Linked DNA regions of Mus musculus: all the other regions are linked to region 3. A link is a loop called in an ENCODE intact Hi-C map of the cell type or tissue named here. Cell type or tissue: left cerebral cortex. All regions are shown on one strand.

Region 1 (4,000 bases), 67 kb before region 3:
AGAGTGCTTGCCAAGCATTTACCAACACAAAACTGGGTGTGGTACCTACTGCCCATAAACCCAGCAATTCGAGTTAGAGACAGGAGGAACAGAAATGCCATGTCATACTTGGGTACATAGGGCAACCTACATTGTATGCGACTCTGCATCAAGATTTAAAACCCAAAATGCTTTGTATTTTATAGAAAAGGAAGTCTTTTCATTTGCACTTTCATCCCTTCAAACTTGAAAACGTGAGAGCCAAGTCAATTTAATTGTTAAAATGTTCCTCAATACCACATTTGCTCGTATGGCACATAGTGATGGGTTAAAGTCAGAAACACAGAAACAAAGACAGGTTGGTCCAATAGTACATACCTCTAGCACAAGCTATTCACATACTGAAGTATGAGCATTATGTGATCAAGGTCATCCTTCACGTTTTAATGAGAGTGTATGCTTTAAAATATAGAATAAATACTATATAACCTGCTTATGTACATATTATGTATATGTCAATATATTTTAAAACAAATAAGTATAATGAAAGAAACCTTAGAAAAGACAGAGAAGTTGGTATTAAAAATACAAAGAAAGAGTTTTTTGCTAATGGAACAAATTGATGTATATATACATATATATTCATGTATATTCATGTACAATAAATATGATTGGTATAGGTAATTCCATAGCAGGCAATATTTGAGGTCTTGATGCACTCATCAAAGTAAGTCATGTAACCAATTGAGATTAATTCACCTGGTTTTAGCATTCACTGAAAACCTTGTTCCCAGAAATTCTTCATTCCAGATCAAATTCCTTTCTAAGAACCTTCCATTCTGATAATGGTCACCTTAATGCCCTAATCCATATTAGTATGGCTGTCTCATTGATTACGGTGATGCAATATAATATTAACTAATAGTAATCAATGGGTTCCACACTCACTACGTTTGTTAAAGACTGAATTTATATGTACATCTCTCTGTCTGTCTGTCTGTCTGTCTGTGTATCTCTCTCTCTCTCTCCCTCCCTCCCTCCCTGCCTCCCTCCTTCCCTCTGTGTGTGTGTGTGTGTGTGTGTGTGTGTACATATATGTAGATATACTTCTTTGTGTGTAAAAGGAAGACCAGAAGTGTGTCTGGTCCTTTGAAGTTGGAATTGGGCTGTCTGAGTCCAACATGTGGCATGGAAACTTACCTTAGTCTTCTTCAAGAACTACAAATGCTCTTAACTATTATCTTACTGCTTCATTCTCAAATACTCATTTGTTTCTTGAGCTAGGTCATGGCAAGTCCAAAGGATAGAAATATTAAATTTTTAGGTTGTTTTTTTAGACAACATACTATAGTTTGTCAGATGGAGAGTAAATACTTCTTGACCTCTAGGAAGAGGTAAATTCTAGGTTTACCAGCAATCATGTTATTACAGCCACATGCATCACCTCTGGTTTTACAAAACTCTTTGATATAGGCATGGTTTCTTCTTGTTTAGAGAAAGAGAATTAAAAGTGCTCTTCCCATAGACCAGAATTAGAAAAAAAAAAAAAAATCAAGGGCGAGATGAAAGTAAAAAGTAGAGCTTCCAGATGGCTACTGCATGCCTTGATTTAGAAATGGCATATATTATTCAGAACAGAAAATTGTGAGCACTTCTCTGAGAATATTTCATCTCTTGGGTTCTATGAGATCATGTTCCTTTGGGAAATAAGCCTCTCCGTAGAGATACATTTCTTGGTAATTGATGTTGGTTTCACTCTTATTTGTTCAAGTTCACTGCTGAAGTTGGTAAAGCCAAAACCTTTGAAGATCTGGGTTGGTTACCCCCTGTTTGAAACTTTTTTTTTAAATTAAATTTCATTCAGTTTAACAGAAGTTCAGATGGAAGACATTATGGTATGACTACCATTCAGAGATGAAAATAAATCAATCAATACTATTTTTGAAAAAAAATCTTCAGTTTTAGGCACTTTATTTTTAGAGCTACATTGTGATTCACTTTTATATTCCAATCAAATGTCATTGATGGATATCTCTGAATCACACATTCACTAAAAAGATCATATTTTTGTGCCTTTTCTTAAAAACTTCCTCATAACTCCATAGTTCTGTAACATTTTAATATAAACTTTACATAAAGTCAATAACATTTTCAGTTTATTTTTCTCAGAATAAAATATACTACCAAAGCTGTTTAAAGTATTTAAAATATCACCCTTTACATTGTAAAATATATACTTGACTTGCCTGAAACATGCATATGATATATGCTATAATCCAAAGACATAACTTTCAAAAGTCATGGATTCAAACAAGCAACATTGAATACAAAATATTTAACTAACCCAAAACTATTTTTGATAAATCAAAGCCTCTATATTTTATTAGTTGTTATTTTTCATATTAGTAAACGTTTTGCCAACTAATTTAAATTAAAACTATTATAGTAAAATAACTGATGACTTAACAGACTACTATAAACTACCACTGAATTACAAATAAGTACAAGAGTAACAAAATTAAGAACAGACCACTAGTTACAGACTTTGTAATATTGAACCAGTAGCCAATTTTAAATATTCACACCAAAGTCATATCATTTCAGTTAAAGGATAATGAGTCTTCCATTTCTGATGCACTCACTGAATGTTCTATGCCAAATGAAATAATATAGTTCAAAATAAAATCAATAACTTTACAGTCTTTGTATACAAGGCTTTTGAGCAAGGAACATTGTTGAAAGAATGCAAAAAGAGTTGTAAGCTAAGAAGGGCTGTTAAATGCCATCGTCTAGAAAATACACAGCTACCGCAATAATGAACTTTCTGGAACTGTGAATGAATGCACTGAGAACACAGGATGTAAGAAGGGTTCTCAGGACACTGACTACTTCATAGGCATAGAATCATAAAAAGGAATGGGGTTGCTAATGTCTTTAATTTTGTACTAGTGGTTATACCACCAGAAATAAATGATTCTTGTAATCCAGTGCTTATTGAGATGACTGGTAACATCAAACAGATCACACAAGTGACCAAAAATCATGAAACTTGGAAAATGGCAAGAAACGAGTGAATTGGTATTTAAATCATAAGGAGGTGGGGAGAGAAATATGAATTTATTATATAAATAAATGCAACTGTCAAACTTAGTTAAAATTAGTAAGTTAAAAGAGTTTGAAAATCAGACACAAGTACATTGTGAAATGCTTGATCAAAGAATTCAATAAAGAACACAGACAGACAATTAGGTTCTGAGCTTTAGTCCCATGGAAAATATGAGCAGAGAGATTCCAGCTTCTTATATTTACTAAACAATAGAAATACTGAACTGGAAGAAAAGTAAGATGTTAATAGTTGCTGAGTGATGAATGCTCCCCAAAAGAATTAATAGAAGTTGACTACTTCCCTAGATTACTGGTGAATGGAGTTTGAATAATGATGGGAAATCACATTAGAGGTGTCAACATAGAAACTTTTTTTTAATTGGCAGTATTAACTTTAGAGCTTGAAATATAAAACTTGGAAAGGAACTTGATAATTTGGGGAAGTATCCAGTTTGCAATACAAGAATTCAGTGGGGAAGAGATAACTGTAAGAAATAAGTACATTTCTTAGATGTGAAGAGAAAGGGGGAAATTATCGATTTTAAATGTACTGAAGGCAGTTGAACTTTTATGGGAAGCATTAAACTTTGACCTGAATATTTTATTTTTAATAAATATTATTATTTATTTTTTAAACTCAGAGTTTTATGAAGTTATAACTGTAAAGGATTACAGGCTAAAAGAAGTCAAATGACATAGTTAATCATGTAATCATGGATATGATACACAATGATGTGAAATTGCAAAGTAAGTAGTTGAGAATGCAATATAAGGGGCTTTGTTCTAGGTTGAGCTTTATTTCACCAAAATTAGTGAGATTAATATTAATTGTTACTAATAGTCCCATAAAGAATATGAAAAGTCTTCTATGACACTTTCAGATGTGTCTTGAATGAACATCTCACTTTAGATAGGA
Region 2 (4,000 bases), 420 kb after region 3:
TTTTGAGTGAAGTCAAAGGGTTGTACAGGTTAAGTACATGATAAATTACTCTACTGAGTCATTTTCCTAGTTCAGAACTTGACATTTAAAATACACTTCTATTTGATGACCAATGGCCACAAAATTCCAAAAGATTAATATTATTCATTTTTGGCTCATTAATGGAGAGAGTTCACTTAATCTCACGTATGAATGAATAAATTTCACTCAAAAATATTACCAAAAGTCTATTAAATATTACCCAAAGTGATTATATATAAATGCTAATCCATCAATTTTATTTGTGTATAACTAGTATGATTTCAATTTTTCTATCCAAGTAATTATTTGTTCTCCTCCCCACGCTAGTATAGCTTTCACATGAAATATATTTTACAACTGAGGTCCATAATACTGAATGCAATAGTCACTTTAAAAATCTATTTGAAATTGAGATACTGGGGAGGCAACGTAAAAGCAATGTCTGAGTAATACAAATTCTCTAACACAATAAACTTATCTGAGATGGTTTTGTCTAAATTAAGAGGAAGATTTTTAATTATTATTGATTCTTTTATGGCAACTGAAAATGTGCATATATATGTGTACAGAACATAATGTGATTAAGGCTTATGTATATTTTTTCATTGTTTTAACTATAGACAACTTGAAGGCTTTTAGATTAACAATTTTTAAATTTAAGTGTTGATTTTAATAATATAAACTATACAATTTGTTTTACCATAGTCTCAACTGCTAGTATAATGAAATTTTATATGTTTTTGTTTGGGTTGCTTTCTTTAGTGGCTTATGACCTTGAGTATTTTAAATAAAAATGAATGGTACAGTAATAAAATAATAAGCAAATATCTATTGAGTGATTACAAATTAGATATCTGTTAGGCTATGGAAAATAATAGACTTTCATCCATATAGTTCATGAAGTTTTACATCAAACTACAGAGGCATCCCAACATACCTAAATCAACTACAGAGGAATAAATCCAAGGAGAATGTTCATTCTTTGTATAAATTCTTCCCTGCCTTCATTTATCACACTCATTAACTCAATGCTGCCTCTATCAAAAAGCATAGATGGTCCCTCTAGGAGTTGGATGCTGCATTTTTCTGTTTCACAGAATAAAAATGGACAGAGAATACAGGAACAAACACTGAAACAATATAATGGAGAAATAAAGCAGTTTGAAGTGGGTATTGAGGAAATTTTATGAGGAGTTAGCATTTAATCTGAAACACTGAGATTGTTAATTTGACTAGATAGATGGGAAAGACAATAACATTTAACGATTTTTAGAAATATTAAAATCACAATCAAAATGGATATTAGCAATTTTAATAAAATACATAATAATTAAATATGAAATGTATGATGTTAAGATAATTGGATGCTTATTAAGATACTTTTAATATGAATTTTATATTTGCTGACACTAGCCATAGAATAAATTCCAAATGATCTGAAGAGAGCAAATGTATAAACCACATCTACTCACTTGTATTACATTTATTAAGTAAGTATATCAGAAAAAAGCCATATCACATTTTTTAAACATGACATACATACAAATCAAAATTTAAAAAAATATATAGGTTACTGTGTAAAGGATACATAAAAACATTTTAGAATGTCAAAGTATGGCTATGTATATGAAGTTAAATCATGATAAATGAAAATTACATAAAATAGCTCAGAATCACAGACTTTTTCAAGTGGAACATTAGATAGGTACAGAAACCTTTGAAAAGAACTAATTTTTATGTGATCTCAAGTTGCCAAGTAGTACAAAATCCTTATAAAACAAGTAACATGCATTTTAATAAACAAGAGTGCCTTTGAAACAAATTCAAAGATATTTTGTAACCAAAATAGTTTCTCCTTTGCACATATGTTTCTGGGTTTGTTAAGAAATATTACAATGTGAAGAAGAGACATTCTCCCTGTGCCAAGAAGATGGCAGCTGCTGTGATACTTAAGTAGGAGTTAAATTTACATTTTGGAACTAGGTTCTTAAATTATAAAGTAGATTCTAAGCATGCCTCAGAGCCCTCTTCTTTTATTGCAGTATCTTTACATAGAAGGCATCGTGATTCTGATGGCAGAGATTAGCTTGAGTAGGTGGCACTGAGTTAATTCACATACCCGTTGCCCTGGGATACCTAAATTTAAGCTGCCTATTCTTTCTCAGGGCAAGAAATAAAAATAAAGTGTGCCATTTTATTGATGTTGTGCATTTCAAAACCTAATCTTTGTCTGTTCCTTCCATTTATTCACATCTTTCTCTATAAAAGAGATTTCATACTGCTAACTTTGAGGGAACATCAAGAAAGTAAGAGAGTTGGTCAAACACAGCTTTGGAGTTAAGACACTGAGTATATTCTTGAATAGGATGAATTTTCATTCATTCAGTTCAAATCATTCAGAGGCATAACATTCAAAACTCACCCGCAGCATACCAACAGATTTGGATACTCCTCACTAAGACCATGAGAATTGGCATTGCATTTGTATATGAGTAACAGGCTTCTTAAACCATGTTTACAGACTGGCTTTCCAATGACAATCTCCAAAGGAGAAAAGACATATTTCAGTACTGTGTCTTGTAATGTGTTGTAGTCTGTTGTAGCCAAATGTACAAGTTGATATTTCCAAAGAAAAATGTTCACAGATAAAAAGAGACCATTTTTCTTTCCACCCTAATTTCTACCTCAGATATTTTCTTGGCTTAAAATATTGTTAATTAGTATTTCTTGAGTGAATTCATGTTTATACACAAAGGTCATCACAAATTCAGAAGTATTTATTAGACAGAGTCTCTCCCCACACCTTGATTTATTTTCACTAGCAAATACAAAAGGAGGTTATTAATTGTATTTTACTATCCACTAATTTGATTAAGTTAAGGAGTTAAAGCTGTAACTTCCAATATCATGTTAGATTTAAGTCAACATGCACTTTGCACTCCAAGTATCTTCTAAAACACAACTACCCAAAGGAAATTTTCTTGTGCTCTCTGACAGCTGGTGATTAAGTAAATGGAAAACAGAGAAAACATCATCTGAAGCTGCCTGGCCTTTTGTGTAGAGCTGTTGTCAGTACTGTTAACCATTTTGCACTTGTACGATCAGCAATAGCAGTAATGCTGAATAAAGTAGTTACAAATGACAGCTGTGTATGTAAAACAGAGCTCTGAGTGTCTCTTCTTGTGCAGTCCTCTTAAGGCTTCTCCCAGGGCTTGCTGTCTCCATGGTAACAGCATCACTGTGATGCTGCTAAAGTGTGTTTTGAAAGCTGCCTCTACCTGAGAAGGTAGCACATGACAGAACTGTCTGCATTGTTCCTTATCTCAGATTAATTTTCTAATAAAAGTACATCTCATTAATTAACAATTAAAATATGTATTATTTTTCCTTCTCCATCTTCAGGAATTCTTCAGAATGTTTCGAAGTATATTATAATATCTTTACTATACCAAAATATGCAAAATCAATATATGTATAATTTTAATGGATAAATAAGTAGATTCATTTACTCAAAACATGTGAATTATTGTTTCTAACAGCAGAAAGTATACACTATGACAACCTGGTGTTTTAAAGCACAAAGTGAGAATTTTCTGCTTTTTTTTTTTTTTTTTTTTTTTTTTTTTTTTTTGCTTGATGAGAATATAATCATTACAAAGTTGTGTCTGTATAGGCTGTTTATTTGCCTAGGAACAGAATGATACCACAAGGACTTCTTTTAGCTCTAAACTTTTCTACAATACAGAAAAGATATCCTGAGACCATTATTCCATTTACACCAGTAATGATCAATGTTTTGGTCTTTTTGATTACTCTGTTTTTCATGTTGTTCTTTAATGTTCTGTCAAGATCACACAGAACACAAAATTAGGCAATAGCAAAATTGTAAATGTAAGTTTGTATTATTTCATGGAAAGACAGAATTCTAAATTATGTGGTATAGATTTTAAACATTTAAGTTATGCAGTGGTTTAAATTT
Region 3 (4,000 bases):
TGCAAAAATAGTTGACCTGTGAGAAATATACCTAGAGGACACGAACACTATTCTTTTCTTTCTTTCTTTTTTTTTCCCAATGACTGTGGCATAAGGTTTCCCAACCCTTTCAACACCCCTGGCTATAGAACCAAGATTATAAAGGTTATAAATTAAAGTGATGAAGGTTTCACCTTGGAAAAAAAAGCTTATACACCAATACTTTTTGGTGCTAAAAGAATATATGCAATTGATCATATTCCAGCAATTACATAAGTAGATATCAGTTTGAATTGAAAACAATAGAACTTCAGAAATGTAAACATTTCTGTGTTTCACTCAAGTCTTTTTGGTGGGGTTAAAATTTTAGAACTTATAACCTGTTCTCAGTCTAAAAATAGAATAAATGTTTCTTTTCTTTTCTTTTCTTTTCTTTTCTTTTCTTTTCTTTTCTTTTCTTTTTTTGTCTCAATTCTAGGCATCTCAATTACAAGAATCTTCTCCATAGATGATTCCTTAAATCGCAGAGTTGAGTATTATGGTCTGTATCCCATCACACAATTTACAACTGAGGTAGCACCAGTGACGTTGAAGGGTAGAGTAAAGCATGTCAGGAGTCTGTTTCATCTCACTGTCCCCCGAAACCTGAAACAGTTTCTTCTCCTAAGATCCTCTCTAGAAATATTGAGTACAAAAGTTGCAGACTCATTTCATTTACTAGCAAGGTTTGTAGTGAATAGAAAATTAAGATTTTGAATTCTGCCTACATTCATTATGCCCAACAACTATTATAAAATTACTAGGCTCCTGAACAAATTATGTGTGGTTACAATACTGGCTGAATCAAATGTCTTTGTGTGACAAATATGGAAGCCATGGTACATACACTAAGCATAATGACTCAGACTTTAAATGAAATATTTAGCACCTTCTGTGCACACACGACATTGTTTTCAGGGCTGGCTGGAAAGGGAGCTTGAGGAATATCAGACGAAGCTGGAGAGCATCTGCCGACGACATGGAGAGTCATGCAAGCTATTTGAGAATATAATTTATTGTTTATCCGCAGGGAAGGAGTCAAGTCAGAATTGGATGGATCTGTGAAGTCTTGTGCAGGTAGTCAACTGGGGCAATATATAGACAGACATTCCAAAAATTGTGAGGGTCTTTGCAGGGCAACTATTTTTATCATAGACTTCAAGACATTTACCAGAACAATATAGACTTCTTTTTCTCACTTAGTTCATTTAATCAAGATTATATCTTTTCAGTTTACTTACATATATATTTTCTTTTCTGTAATGTGAGTAAAGCATTGGCAGGCAAGAAATTTAGGGAGACACTTACAATGTTGTTTTTAATCTTTCCCTTTCATATACTTATAAATAGCATGGTAAACTGTGAACCCTTTTTCCTTTAGAAATGCTGATATCCCAAGGGCTTAATCAGTTTCAAAGCTTTTGCAGGGAGCTGCATTACTTGAGTTTCTTTGAAATGAATACAGTTATTAAAATAGCAATGATTGTAGCTACTTGGTGGATTGGCTCTAAAATTGGTACAGCCTGGGAGTTTGTTTCTAAAATTCACATGTATATAAATGTGTCCAAGAAATGATGTCAATATACTGCAGTTTGTATTGAGGAAAGCTGCCCAGTTCATTGAGTCTTCATGTTGCCTTGGCTTGGCTTAATCATCTTCACACACACACACACACACACACACACACACCACTTAACAAACAAAACAAAACAAAAATCAATGGCATACTTTTGTGGATATCTTACTCAAAATAATCAAATTATCATCCCTTCTAATTATTCAGGGAAGACAGTTTTAAGATGAGATAAGTTGCTGATGATTTTAATACTGCCCCCTTCAGACAAAAATTTGAGTTCTTTTGAGTAGAGATTGTTAACTTGCACTGCAACTGTTTTTCTTCCACAGAAAGCCAAGGAATGGTGTCTTAAGAATAGTTTTATTATTTCCAACACTTCCTACACACTGGGACAAAAATACGATTAGAAGAGTTCCAAATTCTAGTCTCATCCTTCCCCATTTGGCTAGAGCGACAGAAGCAAAAACAGGCATGTGAAAGTGCCTCACAGCCTTTTTTGGTGGATAAGCCTTTCTCGGGCATGCTTGGTGACAGTGGCCTTTGTCTTGAGCTCTCACATCCACAGCTCCCTGCCTGTCCTTGGCACATAGGACAGTGTCTTTGCTTTGTACTGTCTTAATCCATTTGTTGTGCTGAGCTTAGTTGTAAATTTTTCTTCTTTCCACATTTCAGTCTGTGTTTTCACTTCTGGTCTCTACTTTATTGCTTCCCAAAGGCTGATTTTCTATTTTCTCAAATTTTCACTGAGCTGTGGTTGTATTCTCATTTCTTTCATTTTCTCCTAATTTGATTTACTCTATTCCATATTTTTGTTCCAATCAAAATCATATTGGAGACTATTATTTCTTAGCTAGCATATTATAAAACAATAATGTATCTCTTGTAGGTATGTGGCAATGTACACTAAACTTCCAATTCACTATCCACATTCAGTGGACATTTATTAATACAACAAATATGCCATCATAAGCAGATGCTTAATTGTGTGAGATAAATTAATGTATATGCACCATGTACTCAGAACAGCTATCATTTTGTGATAATGCCTGCTCTCCATATGTGTATTCTCCTGGCTAATGAAAAAAAGCTAATTTTGAATGACAATATACTTTGAGTACTTGAAATAAGTATTTGTCTTAGTTAGGGTTTCGTTGCTGTGAAAAGACACCTTTTGCAAGGCAACTCTTATAAAGGACAATATTTAATTGGTACTATAAAGTGGACACTTCTAGTTCTTTGGAAAGTTAATTATGTTAAATGATGTTTTGCTGGGCACATAGGTGAAAGCCTGTCTTGCTAAAGCAAACACATGAAAGACTGTTTTTGTGAAGTAGTCACAGGTGAAAGGAGGTTTTGATATAGTAGACAAATGAAAGGACACCTGATGACGATATAAAATTATGACCCCACAGACAGTGGCAGAGGAGGAATGAGCTTTGGTTTGGTTTACTGGACCTCATTATTCTTCACTAAAGGCATGCATACATTGGTTTGTCTGACATATCATTGTTGAACTCAATTTGTGGTAATGCCACCATTGAGAGAAACTCACCCAAGCACTGCTCATGAGATTCCTGCTGCAGCATGCCTCTTCCACAGCCTCATGTCAGCCATTTGGTGTGCCTGGTAGTATCTTCAGTATTGAACTACAGCTGCCTGATGTCTATTTGCCTAGAGGAATCGTCTACATCTGCTAATTCATAGTTGGTGTTTGCTACAGGGTTAAACTGCTGCCAAAGAAGAGCAACCTCACCCTAAAAAATCTATTGCTGAACAGGTCGACTTCCCGCATATCCTAATAACTTTTCCCTTCCACTACCTCTGTCTGGTAGTTGGCAAGAGGAGATATTGAACCCTTATTAAAAGTAGGTTGAGAATGATTTATGCCTACAGGGCTGACTTACAGTTTCACAGGTCTGGTAGATTATCATCATGGTAAGAAGCATGACAGTCTTCAGACAGACATATTTCCAGAGGAGCTGAGAGTTCTACTTCTTTCTCTGAAGAAAGCCAGAAAAAGCCTTTCTTCTGCACAGGGCAGAGCTGGAGCACAAGGCAATCTCAAAGTCCACATACACAGCAACACATTTCCTCCAGCAATGCCAAACCCATTCTAACAGGGCCACACCTCTTAACAATGCTACTTCCCATGGGCCAGGTACATAAAAATTACCTGGTCCCCATAAACTTGTCTATGGGGTAATACCTAGCCACAGCATAATGCAAAATACATTTTGTCCAACTTTAAAAGTCCCCGTAGTCAAAAAAAAAACAAAAAAAAAAAAAAGTCCCCGTAGTCTATCACAGTCTCAGAGATGTTCATAGTTTCAAAGTTTAAGGTCTTTGTTGAGATTTATGTAATCTATTAACTGTAATTCCCTATAAAATTAAAATAAAAAAGCAGGT
Region 4 (4,000 bases), 61 kb after region 3:
GGGCCAAAAAGGGGGAGTGGGTGGGCAGGGGAGTGGGGGTGGGTGGATATGGGGGACTTTTGGTATAGCATTGGAAATGTAAATGAGTTAAATACCTAATAAAAAATGGAAAAAAAAATAGATATTAGAATTCATTCTAATACTGGATCTGTCAACTTATTCCTCTGTGTACTGTAACTGAGCTCTTTGCATGTAAAAAGTGAAATATAAAGTACAAAGTACACACTAGGTAATGCAGGTTGCAGAAATCAATTTCCACTTAAGTGTTTAGCAAGTACCAATCAGAAAGTCTATTATAAGCTTGGTTCCCAGGATCCTTGCTACCTTAAGTGATATTTAGTTTGTTTTGAATCATAATTCTTTTCATTATTTTTTTTTTAACCTGGATTTTTGTTTTTGATGGTAGTGAATCTTTACTCCCTTAGGTAAACTGAAATTGGAACCCTTCCCTACTGCCTTGTCAGAATTAATAAAGGAATTTGAATTTTATCCAAATTTAGAATCATGTTATTTGATGTTCAATAAGTGTAGTGCTTATTCCTGGTTGTCAACTTGACTATATTTGGAATGAACTACAATCCAGAATTGGAAGGCTCACCAGTGACCCTTATCTGGAGGCTTGGAGATCCTTATCTGGATCTTGGTATGGAAATCTTGAGCCATAGTGGCTATGGATTCCAGAAGATTAAATCTCCTAGTTTAAGGAACACACCTTTAATCTGGGCTACACCTTTTCATCTGGGATTAAGGGTGTGGTGGAACACACCTTTAATCTGGGCTACACCTTCTGCTGGAGACAATATAAGGACATTGGAAGAAGGGAGTCTAGCTCTTGCTCCTTCGCCTGCTTGCTGTGTGAGACTGAGTAACTGCTAGATCCTTGGACTTCCATTCACAGCTGCGACTGAACCATTGTTGGGAATTGGGCTGCTGACTGTAAGTCATCAATAAATTCCTTTACTATCTAGAAACTATCCATAAGTTCTGTGATTCTAGAGAACCCTGACTAATACAATAAGTAAAGGCCTCTTTTCTGCATTTGGTGACAACTCTGTGATTTTTTTTTTCATAATTCGGCACATTTTACAAACAAGATAATGACAAACTTTTGTTTTTTTTTTTTTGTTTGTTTTTGTTTTTTTGTTTTTTTTTTTTCCAAATAACCACCTTGGAAGATCAGGAATTTTTGTTCTTTAAAATATGCAAAATAATATCTCTCCATTTTCCCCCAGGTTCTAGAAATTACCTAGCTCTCTTGGCTGATGGCCAATATTCTCTATTCAAGAAAAAAGAAAAAAAATTAAGTTCCCACATCCACACATAGGAATCATTCCCTCTGTGTATTTAGATAAAGCCTTTATAGTTAACCTATAGTAATCTCCCCATATCAAAATCTTGCAAATAATCATATCTCTATTAGATGTTGTGTTATATAAGAACTATTTCACAGTTTCTGGGAATACAGGATTGGATATTTTGGAATAAGAACATTATTCTGCTATAGTAATTGTGTGTTTGTGTGTGTGTGTGAAATATATCTGCAATGACAGTGGAACATCATTACTTCAACTTGTTACATGTCAGTCAGATTCTCAAGTCAATGCCCTTCCACCTTTCCATATATTCAACAGTTTAGTTAGGCTGCTCATAGACTGGTAAATTTGCTCCGTCTCTAAATTCAAGGACAAACCAAGTGAATTTATGTGTTGTCATTACAACTACTGAGCATAAGTATAATCAATGAACTTGCGATTGTTTTCTAGAATTATGATATATTTATGTGTCTCAGAATACATGGGATATAGGAATTCACATAAAGAGGAATATCATCTTTTCTATTCTGAAGGAAAAATTTCAACAATACCAATTTTTAAGCTAAACTTTGATAGTGAGAGGTATTATACTTTTCCATTTATTTTGAATAATTCCATGTATTTTTAACTGTTTAGTAATTCACTCCTAAACTTTTCCTTTTCTCCTCTATCTTTTCTAATTGTTTCCTTCTTCTAAATGTGGTTCCCATCCTACTTTCATGTATTCTTCCTCTTATGTGCCCTACTGAGCTTAATTAGAGCTATCTGCTCGAGCATGGATGAGGTTGTTGTGTTTTAGTGTTTGATGCTCCAACACTTTTCCAATGTCTATTCTATCTAAAACCAGACTCTGGTTTTTTACTTTCTAATTTATGGCCCTTTGGACATGGGTATGATATATAATGCAATAGATCTCTACAGCATCAGTGATGTGGATATGATGTCCTATAATAGAGAATGAAATCTCTGTAGCAAGCATGACAGAAAACGTAAGTATGTAATCTATTTTAGTTATCTTCTAGACATCATTCATCAACCACTTTCTTGTGGCAGCTTTACTGCCTTTTCCGTCTTTCCTGAAGGTTGTAAGCAGTATGGTGGCAAGATATCTTTAGACGATCCATTTTCATTGTCATCACCATATGGGATTTGTCATCCAAGAGTGGGCTGGAAAGTATGAAAAGGAAAAAAAATAAATTATTCTTTTTCATTTAATCTGCCAAGATCCTGATAAAATGTGTCTTTTTCTTACTACTTTAATTTGCTTGGCTTGTTTTAAACACACAGTAAACTTGAATATGTGAAGTTATAGCAAGATAACTAATGGTATGAAAAAAAGAAAGTGTAGCAATAAGATTACTTTCTCCTTCTATTATTATTGGGTTTGCTCAAGCCAGAGATTTATAATAAGCAAGATAGAGGAACAAAAATATTCTTTGAATTGAACTGCAGTGAGATCTTCAAATTAATTTCTTTTCGATATGAGGAAAATGAACCTTTTAAGTGTGTTAGTGTTATATAAATGATTTTCAAGAATGAAAAGGAAAAAAACCTTTTCACCTGCAACCTTATTCATGCTAAATAGTTTAAATGAATGCAAATTATCATTGTTGATATTCAAGAACTATCTATAGAGAATATGCAAATGAAATAATTGTGAAGAAAACGTAGATCATAAAACTATCATTTGAATGAGTAACTTGTCTTAGTTTATCTTCCTAACCTTAACTGATATTTGAATTAAACAATAACTCCATTGTGAGGACACATCCTGCTATGTATAGGATATCCATAAAGTGTTTGCTCTTTTCTAGATAAATATAAGTAGAAACCATTCTCCTCCAGTGATGACCATTAAAAATTCACTCAGACATAAAATGTCCTTTGGTGGATAAAATAGCACACAATGGATTGCCATTGTTTTAGGACTTGATGGTTTTCTGAAGCATTTCCCTATATTTTGTCTAATTCTAAGGTCATATGAATCATTAAAGGAGTTAAAATCAGTTACAAATGAAGAATATTAATCACAGGAACAGTACACTATTCAAATGAAAACTATTTAGTAGTATAATAATGGCTGTGACACTATCATTTTTAATCTTCAAAATATTTTTGTTTTTTCCTGCTAGAGTTTAATTTTTCTTGTATACTAGGATCAATATTATATATCACAAAACCTCAGAATGCGTTCAAGAAGTGTGTAATTCCAAAGGTCTATATTAGAGCTCAATGTTGGTTCCCTACCAAGCTCTTTGGAGATGCTGCTCTTGCTGTCCTGATATAATAATTGCAAAAGGAATCAGAAGAATATTTGATCATCATTTGAAATTTGCATAATCCATGAAAAACAATAAAACCTTTCATGAATCCAGATAAATTCCAGAATTGCCATATTCTTTTGAGACTCCTGACAAAGAGAAAATAATGTTGTGATAAAAGCTGTTGACAATGAGTCTAGAAGATAAAAGATGCAAATCAGATATTCAAATACTCCATTAAAGTAATTGTTTGTAATATCTTTTATAAAAGTGGTCTATATTCTACTATCACTGAGGTATTTTAATGTATTTAAATTAGGATGAAGGGGAGCAGAGACCCAGTGCTTAATCTGATACCTCACAGCACATATACCAGTTGTATCTAGACACCCTCACCCCAGATATTCTGACACATTCAGCTTCACA
Region 5 (4,000 bases), 140 kb after region 3:
GGGGGTAGAAAGATGATTAATATGCTACCTTTTTATCTGTACCATCTAAACATCATTTTAATCTAATTTTTCTCCACATAAATTTGAGATGGAACCATTATCTTTTTCTGTCTCCACGTTTCCTGTTTTATTCCAGAACAGCTAAGGGGTATGATGATTCTCCCAAGTGAGTTTCCCTTTCTTATGATAGTTCTTTACACACATGCATAATGAAAAATCATTAAATATTATCTAGACAATGTAGAGATCTCCAAAGGACTCATGTTGGAATGTAGTCATGTCAACAATCTACATATTTTAACGTATCATTTTTATTATTCTACGGTGATTTCTATTCTTGAGTTTAAATGTAACTACATCTAGAAATAATTAAAATCCAAGTAACTGAGCACATCTATGAGAGGATTTTGCTTAATTATAATATTTGCAGTGAAAATACCCACTATTCTTGTAGATTTTATGACATGAGAAGATCCAATTCCAATCTGGAACATAACTTATTCAGGCAATTTATAGAAAGGACATAGAAGAAGAATTAGCTTCCTCCACTCTTGCTGCTCTTGCTCTCACTAGCAAATCCATCCCATCACTGGGATTGGAGGCTACTTTTTTGTGATTACAATGTGCAATGAAGACTAGCTGGGATATCTAGTTTTACTGACTTAATAACTATTGGATTCTTGAACCCCCCCATTGATAGACATTCAATATTGGACTAGTTGGACCTCAGTAAGCAATTTTAATAAACCATGTGTGTGTGCGTGTGTGTATGTGTGTGTGTATGTGTGTGCGTGTGTGCATCTATCTATCTATCTATCTATCTATCTATCTATCTATCTATCTATCTATCTATAAATAGATAGATACATATGGAGAGAGATAAAGATATGACATTTTAACAGTTCTATTCCTCTAGAGGACCATTACTAATACACACTTATAAACACATACATATAAAATTTCATAACCTAGGATTCATTTTACAGTGGATGATTCTTACAGTGTCATTCTCCACAAGGTACCTTTCATATCAGAGTTATTTAGAAATAGGAAAAACTGAGTAAATCATGTTCATAGGTCACACAGAATTTCAAGTATAATCAGTTGACTTTGATTTACTCAGCCATTGATAGATCTTTTGAGGAAGGAATGTGGGATGTTTTCATGTTTTCAATTTGTCTGTCAAGAGAGTCTGTATTAAAAGTCACAGTATGTGCTACTGGCTGGAGATGGTAAAAGGCTGTTATAATGACCTGTTAAGTAATTTCCCTTCAACATTCTTCTTAGAACAAAGAACACTCAGTGAGGAAAAACCTGGATTCCCGCTCTCCAAGTTGAAAGTAGTTGAGACAAATAAGATGTTAACTATGTTGCATATTCTGGGAAATCCATTGTATGTTAGGATATGAGTTCTATATGGCACAGATTCTGAAAATGAGTTCAGCTAAAAAAAAATCTATGTGGTGATAAAAAAGGCACCATGTTTGTTTGTTTGTTTGTTTGTTTTAAGGCAGCCTTTATTCTTTCCTGGAAATTAGTAAAATTCTGAGAGATCAATACTGATATATAATTATGGTAATATTTAATGAAATATATTCAAATATAAGACATAGAAATTCCTTTATATCATAAACAAAATAAAATAGTAGAATCATAGAAATAAGTCATTAGAAATCGTATACTGTTTTGCACATTAACATATATAAAGATAAAGATAAATATGAGTTTCAGACTTGCACCAGAAGAAATGAATGACAGTGTTTTCTTGTCTATAACTTTGGATTCATATTGAGTATCTCATTTTTTCTCTTGCCTATATATTGAAGAGTGGTGTTACAGTAGTCTTACTTTACAAGGGAAATAGTTTCATGAACAGAAGGTTCAAGACATGTGCCAAGATGGTAAGAAATTTCAGGATCCTATTTTATACTTTCTCTTCTTGATAACTTGCCTTCCTGCCATGTGCCATGAATCCTTATGATTCAAATGAGCTTCCTTTAAAATAGGGAAAGCAAAAATATTCCTCATTGCAGAAAGCCTCCTTACTTTCTCCCACCATCATCCCTCAGGATGGGGATGGCTGGGGATGGTCACGGGAAGAGGTTCTTCTACAAAGTGTGTTTTATGCATTATATAGTCTTTGGGCTTCTCACAAATATTAGAAGCTCTAACGGAGATTTTATTTTCAAGTACTCAAATTTGAGTCAATTTTTTGACAGTAATACAGACCTATAAAGCTAACTGTGGGGTACTTACTTAACAATAATTTAGATTTATGCAGGCAAGTTAAAAAACACTCAAGGGAATGAACTATTTTTTCCTAGAATCCATTGGTGTCATTTTGATAATAAAACATGCATAATGTTGAAAATTCTGGTTCCAGAAAAAGTCAATACTGAAGTATCTGCTAAAATGGAAATATAGAAGCTATGTCTGAAAGTGGGGCTTACAGTTTAAAATGGACTACCCATTAACAACACATGACTGCTGAAAAATAATATCTTTGCTGGAGACCTTGAATCGTTCAGCAGATTTCTTTAATAGCAGTCTTCTGTCTCATCCAAGACTGATATAGTGGGTTTGACAGGAGAAAAAAAATCCTCACTGTGTCAAGGAGCTAAGGAAGGCTCACTATGACAATTCCTATCAAGCAAGGAACTTGTGTTGACACAGAGCTGTATTAAGAATTTTCTGTTTTGCTCTCTCCCTCTCTTTTTTTTTTCATATCAAAAATACCTTTTAAAATATTCAGCTTCAAGTTGCATTTCTCTTCCCAATGAACCTCACCCTCCTGCTGCAAGTTTCAGAAAAAAAGATTTTAGCAGATTTCATCATTAATGTGATTATGCATATGCACCATAGTGCTGCTTCCAATTGTGAGAAAGGGATAGCTAGCCTCTACACCTATCTATTACCTCCTCAGGATATTTCAGTGACTAGTGGAGAATTTTTCCAAGTCATCTACATACGAGGATGAAAGTCTCTTAGGAAAATTTAATTCATACAGCATGTTTAGCATGGGTATAATTACAGAACAAAACCACAGATCTAAACATACACATAGAGAAAAATGTGGTTGTCTTCGTTTTGGATTCAATAATACAGATGATGCCACACCATTTTGGTAGTCTTCTTCTTGGCTTTAATAATACAGATGATGCCACACCATCCTTGTCTTTTATTGTAAAATGGAGGAAGAGCTTAATTTAAAATTCACAGAAAGTAATTGTTAGTAGTATCTTTCCAATGAGGAGGACTAAGACTTCTATTTTCTCTCAGACCACAGTTTTAATATCATTCTGAAAGGTGAGTATGGAGCACATGTTGTCAAAGGATTCAGACAACACCACAGGTTTTACTAAAATGTGACAATTTTAATCAACTCATCATGATTCCATGAACTATTAAAATTATTACAGGAATGCTTCATAAAAATTTAATTTTTGATACAAATAATTACTGTAAGACAGTAATTGTGCAGTAGGATATTTGATATTTCTGCTACTGAATTCATTTGTTTTTCAGTGTACAATACATTTTCCTACTTAGGGTATAATTCTTCATACATTGATTATAATTCTCTCAGTGTGTATCCAGATGCTAACTGAGGAGTCCTCATATATGGGAAAAAATTATATCATCATTGCTTTACTGGGGAACAGATAGGTGAGTAACAGCTAAGCTGAGTACAGAAACAAAAACCATAAATGTTATTAGTTATCAAGTTATTGGATACATGTTTTTAAATGAAGAGGTAACCCTTCCTAAATATTGGAGACAATTCAGAAGCAGCTTTTATTAGATAATTATAGAAGGAATCTGAAACAAAAAATTCTATCTTCAGTGATTTGACTAAGGAGATCATATTTGCAACATTCTCTACACCTGCACTTATGTGCTGCAGAATTTACTATGCTCTACATAGAATCCTTATGTCTGTTTTGATGTTATCAGCATTGATAATTAACTATATGTACACTGCTTATCTGTTAAACTTGAT
Region 6 (4,000 bases), 240 kb before region 3:
GAGGCTGCAAAACATCATACAGAAGCGTGATTAATAATTGACTATGAATGCAAATATGAATATCAGATGACCAGTTCAGTGTCGTGTAGAGCAAATAGGCAACTTTGGTACTGTAGATAGGCAATGAGACACTAAGCAGAACTAGGACATCTTCCTTGATTCTCTACTTAGCATCATTCCTTCCTTTTATGTCACTCAAGAGAATACTTAACTCTGAAGGGTGATAAAGGTGTCTAGTAACAGCTGGTATACCTCGGTTTGAATTACCATACTGTTGATCTTCCCTATGCTGTCTATTTCCCTAAAAAGAATTCCTAATACCTTTCAATTTACTTTTAAAAATGGGGGGGGGGCAACTTCTCTGAACCCATCCAGAGCATCTAGGGAAAGAATTTTCCAATGTTTCCCCAGTGAGTAAATGATGCTTGACCAACACAAACTGACGTTATAACCAGTGGCTTACTAGTGTTTGTGAATCAGGCCATGTAACATCTTTTTAAATATAAAAGCATTAACTCCTTCACAAATTCACATTGTACATGTGTAACAACTACATCAATGCTCTCACAAACCTATTGAGAAACCATAAGCAAATGAAGCTGAATCTGCGACGAGGGTATTTTCCCTTGCAGGTGATGACATCTGAAATCCATATTACCGCTTCTCCTTCGCCTTCAAAGAAATGTATAGATATACATTTTTGAACTCCAAAGAACTAAATATATAGGGGTTTGCATATAATATAAAAGGGAAAAGAACATTTGTCATGAACTTGGATAGGCCTTTGATATCCCTGTAGTAACACAAAAGCTCTTATCTTATTTCCCAGCCATAATTTTTTTTAAACATTTGCACACTCTGTTTGAGCCAAGAGTGGTATCTGATATTTGGAATGTTATAAAACAAAACCACAAACACACACACACACACACACACACACACACACACACACACACACACACACAAATCAGATGACCAAATACACCATAAAAAAAGGCCCTAGGAGAAATGAAACAAAAATATTTATTTACCTTCACTTTCAACAGGCACAGTCGCTAATATTTATAATCATCACTTTAAATTTCATTTGACCTCATATCTCAAATATGCTTGGGAGACTTAAAAATGACTGACTGTAGCTAATGGAAAGAGTTTTGTGATAATTATATACCAGAGAAAAATGTCAAAATATGTAACTATTTTATCATTGTTCTATGGTCCCCGCTTCTTAGGAAAGGCAGTAGAGGTGAAATTTGCCAAGTGCTCTTCTAACACGGGGTGATGGAAAAGCCCACATTCAGGAGCGAGGGATGCTGGAATTGAGTTGTCAAGCTGTCCCGAATGTCTTGTACAAACTGAACAGGCCAATTTACTGCAACACTGCCTAGACTGAAGGCTCCTATCTAGCCTTTACACTTGTTTCCTCCTGGAGAGATTACCCTGCTCCCCCAAGCTTTCCCTCCCTGGCAGCTCCTGACCTACCCTGGATTCCTCCTGAAAAACCAATTCTCCAAAGGAGAGCAGTCTTAATCCCTACCTTGGGACCAGCGTGCTGGACTTCCCAGAGAGGCTCCTACCATCAATCTGAAAGGAAAAGCTTAGTGTTTGTTGATAATTTTTAAATCAAGTGGTGAATTGATTTCAATATATTCTCTTTTGTACCTTAAAACTCTCAGCTTTCGGGATGAAAACCAGCAAGCTTTAAAAAAAATAAAAAATAAAAATAAAATTGACAACTCCCACACAGCCTGAATTGCTTTTTCTGATTACAAGCCTCGGACGCTGAGGGGCTGCTTTAAAACGGCGTTTTTCCGACTCTCCCCTCCAGGTGGCAGCAGTGCTACACCTCAGTGGTTCCAATCCCTTTTTCCCTGACTTCAAGTGTTAATGCAATTGACCAATCACTGCTAAGATGATGGGAGGTAATTGGGTAATTGTATTTTACTGATCTCTAGCGGAGAAAGGGAAAGGGAAAGGGGCAAGAAAGAGGGCCAGAGGAGGGGAAGGGACTGCAGTCCTGGAACGCTTTGGGGAGTCAGGACCCTAAGTAACAGGACCTGGCATTGGTGGAAAGTCTAGACTGGCAGACGCTGCCAACCGCTCAGTGAGCGCTTTCATTTATCTGGGAAGAGAGAAGAGAGAGGAGAGGGAGAGAGTTCACCGCGAAGTGGATGGAAGGGGAGCCGGGACTATGGCACTGAGACCGGCGCAGAGCAGCTGCGCGCCCGAGGACGAATCTCCTCCAGGAGGACCAGCGGGCGTCGGGAACGGCTGCGCACAGAGGAATCAACTTGTGGCTCCAGACCGTCCCCAACGCAGCTGGAAATGAGATCAAAGCTGCAGTTTCATTCCAGAAGGATGAGAGGAGCCAGTGATTAGAGAATTTTTTTTAACCCTCTTCATTCCTGTTTCGTTACCCCCCCCCCTTTTTTCTTTAAATATATTTTTTGAATATTTTTTTTTCCTTTTTAAAATTACCTAACACCACGTCAGCCCCTTCACTTTGTTTTCCCTGCTTGAAATAAAAGCCTAGCCTGAACTTCCACAACCTTGGGGACTCGAGATCTACTGCTGGATGATGGAGAAGGGGACACCAGTGCTGGCAGGGGCCGCTGGCGAGGGACCGCATCGAGCGTCTCTCCGGTGATCCCTGCCCTGATCGCCCAGTTCAGCTATACCTGGAGGACCTGTACCCAGTGCTGGGAGTGGGGGAGGGGACCCAGTGAAAGCCACCCAGAGCCTTAAAAAAAAAAAAAAAAAGTAGCTGACCGGGGGCGGAACGGGTTTGTTCTTGACAGCTGACGGAGCCTTGAAATTTTCCTCCTCTACCTCCGCCCCCTCCCCCGCCCCTGCCCCCCGCACTCCATTTAACGTGAGATTATGAAATCGCAGAGGCGGTGGAGGGAAGGCGACGGGATCTAACAGGGAGTTTGGAGGGGCGAGGGGGGAAGGTGGCTGGGTGGCTGAAATCAAAAATCCAATTGCGCACTGGGTTGTGATGAGAAATCTAATCAGATCTTTGACGAAGGGGCCGGCCGGAAGGGTAGCCGGTGGGGGCAGTTGATCCCTAAATTCTCCGAAGGGAAAGCTGGGGAAAGGAATCGAGGATGTAAAGACAAGACTTTTTTGTTCTTCTTTCTTTCTTTCTTTTCTTTTCTTTCTTTTTTTCCTTTTCTTTTTCTTTTTTTTTTTCTTTCCTTTTTTTTAACCCCCGGAGGAGGTGGCTTTTGGGTGCCTTGCTAAAATGAAGGATACGGGACGCAGCTCTCTCTTGGAGCAGAACGCAGAGGATAAGGTGATGGTGCCAGAGAGAAGAAAGAATGAAGCTTTTTCTTGTGAGACCTGGATCGTAACATAAATGTGTATATGGCCACACGGAGAGCATTGGGGGGAAAAATGAAATAAGCTGATGTCAGACCTGCGGGGTTTGGTGTATTCTGACATAAATAATCATAAAATAGCTGTCCCCCTCCCCCAAGGATGTTTGGAAATGAAGAACTGAGGATCCACAAAGAAAAAGTGTGCTCATTTTTCTCTGTAAAAGAGAAAGTACGCCAAGGAGATATTTTTGGAATGAAAAGTTTGGGGCTTTTTTTAGAAAAGTAAAGACCTGATATATATATATTTTTTTTTCTTTTGGAATTTCCCACAAGAGGAGAGGAAATTAATAATACATCTGCAAAGAAATCCCACTGAAGAAAAGTTGACCGTGGAAGAAGGAAGCATTGATTGGGAAAGAAATCAGCAGAGGACCCTTGGATCAGTGCCCGTGTTGACTAAAATTGAAGGATAATTGCAGTTGGATTTTTTTTTCTTCACCAACCTCCTTTTTTGTGTGTTTTCTTTCTCGTTTTCTTTTGGTGTCAAGACCGTGCATTCTTTCTTGTTCTTAACCACCTGGATTTCCCTCGGGATGTAGCTGTGCTGAAATACAGTGAGTGATCCTAATTTTCTTATTTATCAGGGCAGAAATTGTTCATTAATTTAGTGTTCTGGTTCT
Region 7 (4,000 bases), 150 kb after region 3:
TCCTAAGTATTTTTTATTGCAGGTCTTTTGCATATATATATATATATATATATATATATATATAGAGAGAGAGAGAGAGAGATCCTGAGGACCTGGGAGGTTGATGGAGGGGAATCAGTGATCAAAACTATTAAAATTTGTGTGTGTGTGTGTGTGAATGAGATTTTTGTGTGTAAGTGCATGTGTCTCTACATCTCATGAGTTTTTTATGGTTTTTCTTGACTATATTTGTTTGCTAGTTTTTTTTTCTTGATCTTATTTGTTTTTTAGGTGCTTGTTTCTTTTCTAATGAAATAAAACAAGAAAGATGTGGATTTGAGTGGGTATGGAGATCCTGAGGACCTGGGAGGTTGATGGAGAGGAATCAGTGATCAAAACTATTAAAATTAAAATTTTCTTGACCTTACTATATGGCAGTTACATCAAAATACTACTACATATTGTTAATGGTATTTATTTTTATTATTTAAAGTGTGTGTTTGTGTTTGACAGTCTCTCTCTCTCTCTCTCTCTCTCTCTCTCTCTCTCTCTCTCTCTCTCTCTCTCTCTCTCTCTCTGTGTGTGTGTGTGTGTGTGTGTGTGTGTGTGTGTGTACATGAGTATTCACTCATTTAGCTCCATTACAGGTGGTAGTAAGATGCCTAATTTTGCTTCGAATGGAAATATGGGCATTTGGAAGAATAAAAAGAATTTGTAAGCATGATTTCATCTCTTTAACTTCCACAACTGGATGTTTTAAGCATTAAACATTTTTAATAATTTCATATGATTTTCTTTATTTTAATTGTATATATTATATTTTGTGTACATAATTATGTTACACATAATATAGAATATTATATAAAATACTAATTTATTTAATTATATTTACATTTTAATTATAATGATATAGATTTATACCTTTTAATGAATTTAAAAGTGTAAGTGAAGGGCCAAGGCTTTTCCCATTCAGTTTGTGGTAAAATCTGTTTCCTGATTGTGATATAAGTCTCCTCTGCCTATGTTTCTTAATGGTCTTGCTCTAGTACCTGCAAGACTGTGTTTGTGAAAAGTGAAAGGGGCAAGACTAGAAGAAGTCTTGTATTTTAAGTATGAAGTACAAAGGTTTAAAGAAAATTTTAAAAGAAGATATATGTAAATCTATTTATTGAGTAAGAACAACAATTTCAAGTTATTTTTTAAAGGCTGAGGCCGTCCACTATTTAATAACTCAATAGACAGTTATTCAGTTTAACACAATATTGTACCTGGGCTTCTTTAAATGCCAGATGAATCTTTTTGTTGTTTGTTGTTCTTGTTGTTGTTGTTAACTCAAGTTTTAACTCTTCAATGCTGCTTTTTCATAGTTTGGCACATCTTTTCTTTTTGCTTTTCTTTTCTTTTTCAATTTTTTATTGATTATTTTATTCATTTACATTTCAAATGTTGTCCTCCTTCCTGGTTTCCCCTTTTCAACCCCCCTATCCTATTTCTCTCCATTCTGCTTCTATGAGAGAGCTCACCACCCAATCACCCACTCCAACCTCAGTTTTCTAGCATTCCCCTATGCTGAGCCATCAAGCTTTTACAGTGCCAAGGGCCTTTTCTCCCAATGATGACAGATAAGGCAATTGTCTGTTACATATGCATCTTGAGCCATGGATCTCTTCATGCGTACTCTTTGTTTGCTGGTTTAGTAGCTGGGAGTGCTGGGGAGTCTTGTTGGTTGGTATTGTTTTTCTTCCTGTGGGTTTGCAAACCCCTTCAGTTCTTCTCCTAACTCTTCCATTAGAGTCCCCTCCCTCAGTCTGAGGGTTGGCTGAAAGCATTTGCATCTGTTTTGTTAGGTTCCATCTCAGGACACAACTATATGAGGTTCCTGCCAGCAAATATTTCTTGATATCAGCAAAAGTGTCTGGGTTTGGTGGATGAATATTGGATGGGTCCCTAAGTTGGTCAATCTCTAGATGGCCTTTGCTTCAGTCTCTGCCCCACTCTTTGTCCCCATATTTCCTTTAAACAGCAATGATTCTGAGTTAATATTTTTTAGATGGATGGGTGGCTCCATTCCTCAACAAGGGACCATTTGGTACATCTTTTCAATCTTGGCCCTCAATTTGAAAATAAATAAATAAAAGAACAGCACTCATTACAAATCATTCATCATTTTCAGATTCATTGACTAAAACTTGTAAACATTTTGAACATCTGAAATTACTTAATAAATTAGGTTCTTCGGGGAAATAAGTATTCATTAATAAAATATTGTAAACCAGTACTTGCCATAGCTATAGAACTTTACTGCTGACCTGTACATCAATATAGGGTTGTATAGCAGCAAGACTCCCAAACATGAATGAAGGAGATATAAACATTGTTTTCTGAAATGCACTGTCTCTTATAATGACTTCCAGTGGCATATTAACTCCAATTTTTATTTTTGAGATTTACCAATGAATTCTACATCTCAGCCAAGGCTTGTTACAGAGAATAAAAATCATTTTCTGAGCAAATGAGCTCTTTAAACAACACCTTTCTCAGTTCTTTACTATATTTAAAATGAACATGCACAGCCTTTGAAGCTATTTTGACAGAGAAATCCCCTTTAAATAAATTACAACATTCACACAGAAGAATATCAATTGCTAAATTTGTGTCTTAGTCCCTATTCTATTGCCAGGAAGAGACTCCATGACTATGGAAACTTTTATAAAGGAAAGCATTTAGTTGTGGATGGCTTACTGGTTCAGATATTTAGTCTATTATCATCATGGTAGGGAGCATGGCAGCCTACAGGCAGACATGATGCTGAAGAAATAGCTGGGAGTTCAAAACTTGGATTTTCAGGAAGCAGGAGGAAGAGACACTGGATCTGACTGGATTCTTAAACCGTAAAGTTCATATCCAGGGACACACTTCTTTTAACAAAACCACACACACTCAGACATTTTCATACCTCCTAAACATTCACAACTAGTGCCATTTCCTAATGAATAAGTATTCCAAGATATGATCCTATAGGGGCCATGTTTATGCAAATCATCACAAGTGGTATCCACATGCCTATTTTCAGAGGACTACTCTGTGATTCTTGGTAAATTTTCCATCCTTTGACATTTTTAATGAAAAATTAGAAAAAAAATAAATGTTGCATAGAGGCTGAAACCATAGATTGTTAAAATGTTGAGAATATTCAAATGTAAAGCTCTTTCTGAGATTTTAATATTTCCTCACAAATACTACATAAATCATTAATTTTATTTAATTACAGTATTTAAGAGGTTTTAATGCAAGTGAATTGAAAATAATAGTATATGAGAATCATAGGAAAGAGAGGCCTCTTGGTCTTGCAAACTTTATATGCCCCAGGACAGGGGAATACCAGGGCCAAGAAGTGGGAGTGGGTGGACAGGGGAGCAGGGCAGGGGGAGGGTATAGGGGACTTTTGGGATAGCATTAGAAATGTAAATGAAAAAAATATATAATAAAAATCTTTAAAAGAGAATATCTTAAATAACACTAGTACGTATGTTATTTATTATAACAAAATCATACACTGCTATTTTCCCTTTTATTTATATTATTTATTTATTTATTTATTTATTTATTTATTTATTTATTTACATCCCAACCACTGCTCACCATTTCTTGCCCCTCCTTTACCCAGTCCCTCACCAACCCCCTTCTGCTAATTAATCTCCACTCAATCTTCCCAACTGCAGCAGCCCACACTCCTTCCCCCTCACCCCAATGTTTGGAGTTCCTGAAAAAAAGACACACACATGCATCATTATATTTTAATATTTCTTAAACAGCTCAGTGGCTGGACCACTGCAAAACACTTCCCCTCTGATATTCCTGAGTTATTACTTATAACAATCTATACTCCATCTTTGCTGCCCTAGACCCAATTTCCACCCACTACCACTTCCTTGGCTCTTACATGATCACTATGCTTTCTCTCCTGAACCTCTCAGGTCTGGTCTTACTCCTTTCTAGGCATGGTGGTTTGGTCTCCTTT

What was found. Hi-C counts contacts between places; a loop is a spot of excess contacts. Peaks named below come from ENCODE experiments on the same cell type or tissue, not always from the same donor. Only the 100,000 strongest peaks of a DNase experiment are listed, where the experiment ranks them.
Region 1: it touches region 3 in a loop (5-fold over the local background); 2 of 42 quality-filtered maps call a loop at or near these places.
Region 2: it touches region 3 in a loop (10-fold over the local background); 3 of 42 quality-filtered maps call a loop at or near these places.
Region 4: a loop joins it to region 3, with 5 times the contacts of the local background. A loop is called at or near these places in 2 of 42 quality-filtered maps.
Region 5: it touches region 3 in a loop (4-fold over the local background); 2 of 42 quality-filtered maps call a loop at or near these places.
Region 6: a loop joins it to region 3, with 9 times the contacts of the local background. A loop is called at or near these places in 4 of 42 quality-filtered maps.
Region 7: a loop joins it to region 3, with 2.9 times the contacts of the local background. A loop is called at or near these places in 2 of 42 quality-filtered maps.

What each region holds. Positions count from the first base shown.
Region 1 is chr2:97,638,560-97,642,559 of GRCm38, forward strand. No RefSeq gene overlaps it. Among named protein-coding and RNA genes, the nearest start is that of Gm22313, 400 kb to the left of the region's middle. In left cerebral cortex, no CTCF peak of the experiment used is centred here; a DNase peak (open chromatin) is centred at 1,593; H3K27ac peaks cover 268 bases.
Region 2 is chr2:98,121,593-98,125,592 of GRCm38, forward strand. No RefSeq gene overlaps it. Among named protein-coding and RNA genes, the nearest start is that of Gm33780, 590 kb to the right of the region's middle. In left cerebral cortex, no CTCF peak of the experiment used is centred here; DNase peaks (open chromatin) are centred at 2,055 and 3,208; H3K27ac peaks cover 1,179 bases.
Region 3 is chr2:97,705,918-97,709,917 of GRCm38, forward strand. No RefSeq gene overlaps it. Among named protein-coding and RNA genes, the nearest start is that of Gm22313, 470 kb to the left of the region's middle. In left cerebral cortex, a CTCF peak has its summit at 1,868 (motif pointing left); DNase peaks (open chromatin) are centred at 927, 1,518 and 2,027; H3K27ac peaks cover 1,187 bases.
Region 4 is chr2:97,766,623-97,770,622 of GRCm38, forward strand. No RefSeq gene overlaps it. Among named protein-coding and RNA genes, the nearest start is that of Gm22313, 530 kb to the left of the region's middle. In left cerebral cortex, no CTCF peak of the experiment used is centred here; a DNase peak (open chromatin) is centred at 2,423; H3K27ac peaks cover 428 bases.
Region 5 is chr2:97,847,491-97,851,490 of GRCm38, forward strand. No RefSeq gene overlaps it. Among named protein-coding and RNA genes, the nearest start is that of Gm22313, 610 kb to the left of the region's middle. In left cerebral cortex, no CTCF peak of the experiment used is centred here; DNase peaks (open chromatin) are centred at 1,942 and 2,669; H3K27ac peaks cover 622 bases.
Region 6 is chr2:97,464,487-97,468,486 of GRCm38, forward strand. It overlaps Lrrc4c (leucine rich repeat containing 4C), which reads left to right. Exons shown (of 9, transcript NM_001363047.1): 6 at 3,654-3,934. Among named protein-coding and RNA genes, the nearest start is that of Gm22313, 230 kb to the left of the region's middle. In left cerebral cortex, a CTCF peak has its summit at 1,830 (motif pointing right); DNase peaks (open chromatin) are centred at 1,460, 1,894, 2,753, 2,895 and 1 more place; H3K4me3 peaks cover 2,549 bases; H3K27ac peaks cover 2,534 bases.
Region 7 is chr2:97,855,438-97,859,437 of GRCm38, forward strand. No RefSeq gene overlaps it. Among named protein-coding and RNA genes, the nearest start is that of Gm22313, 620 kb to the left of the region's middle. In left cerebral cortex, no CTCF peak of the experiment used is centred here; no DNase peak of the experiment used is centred here.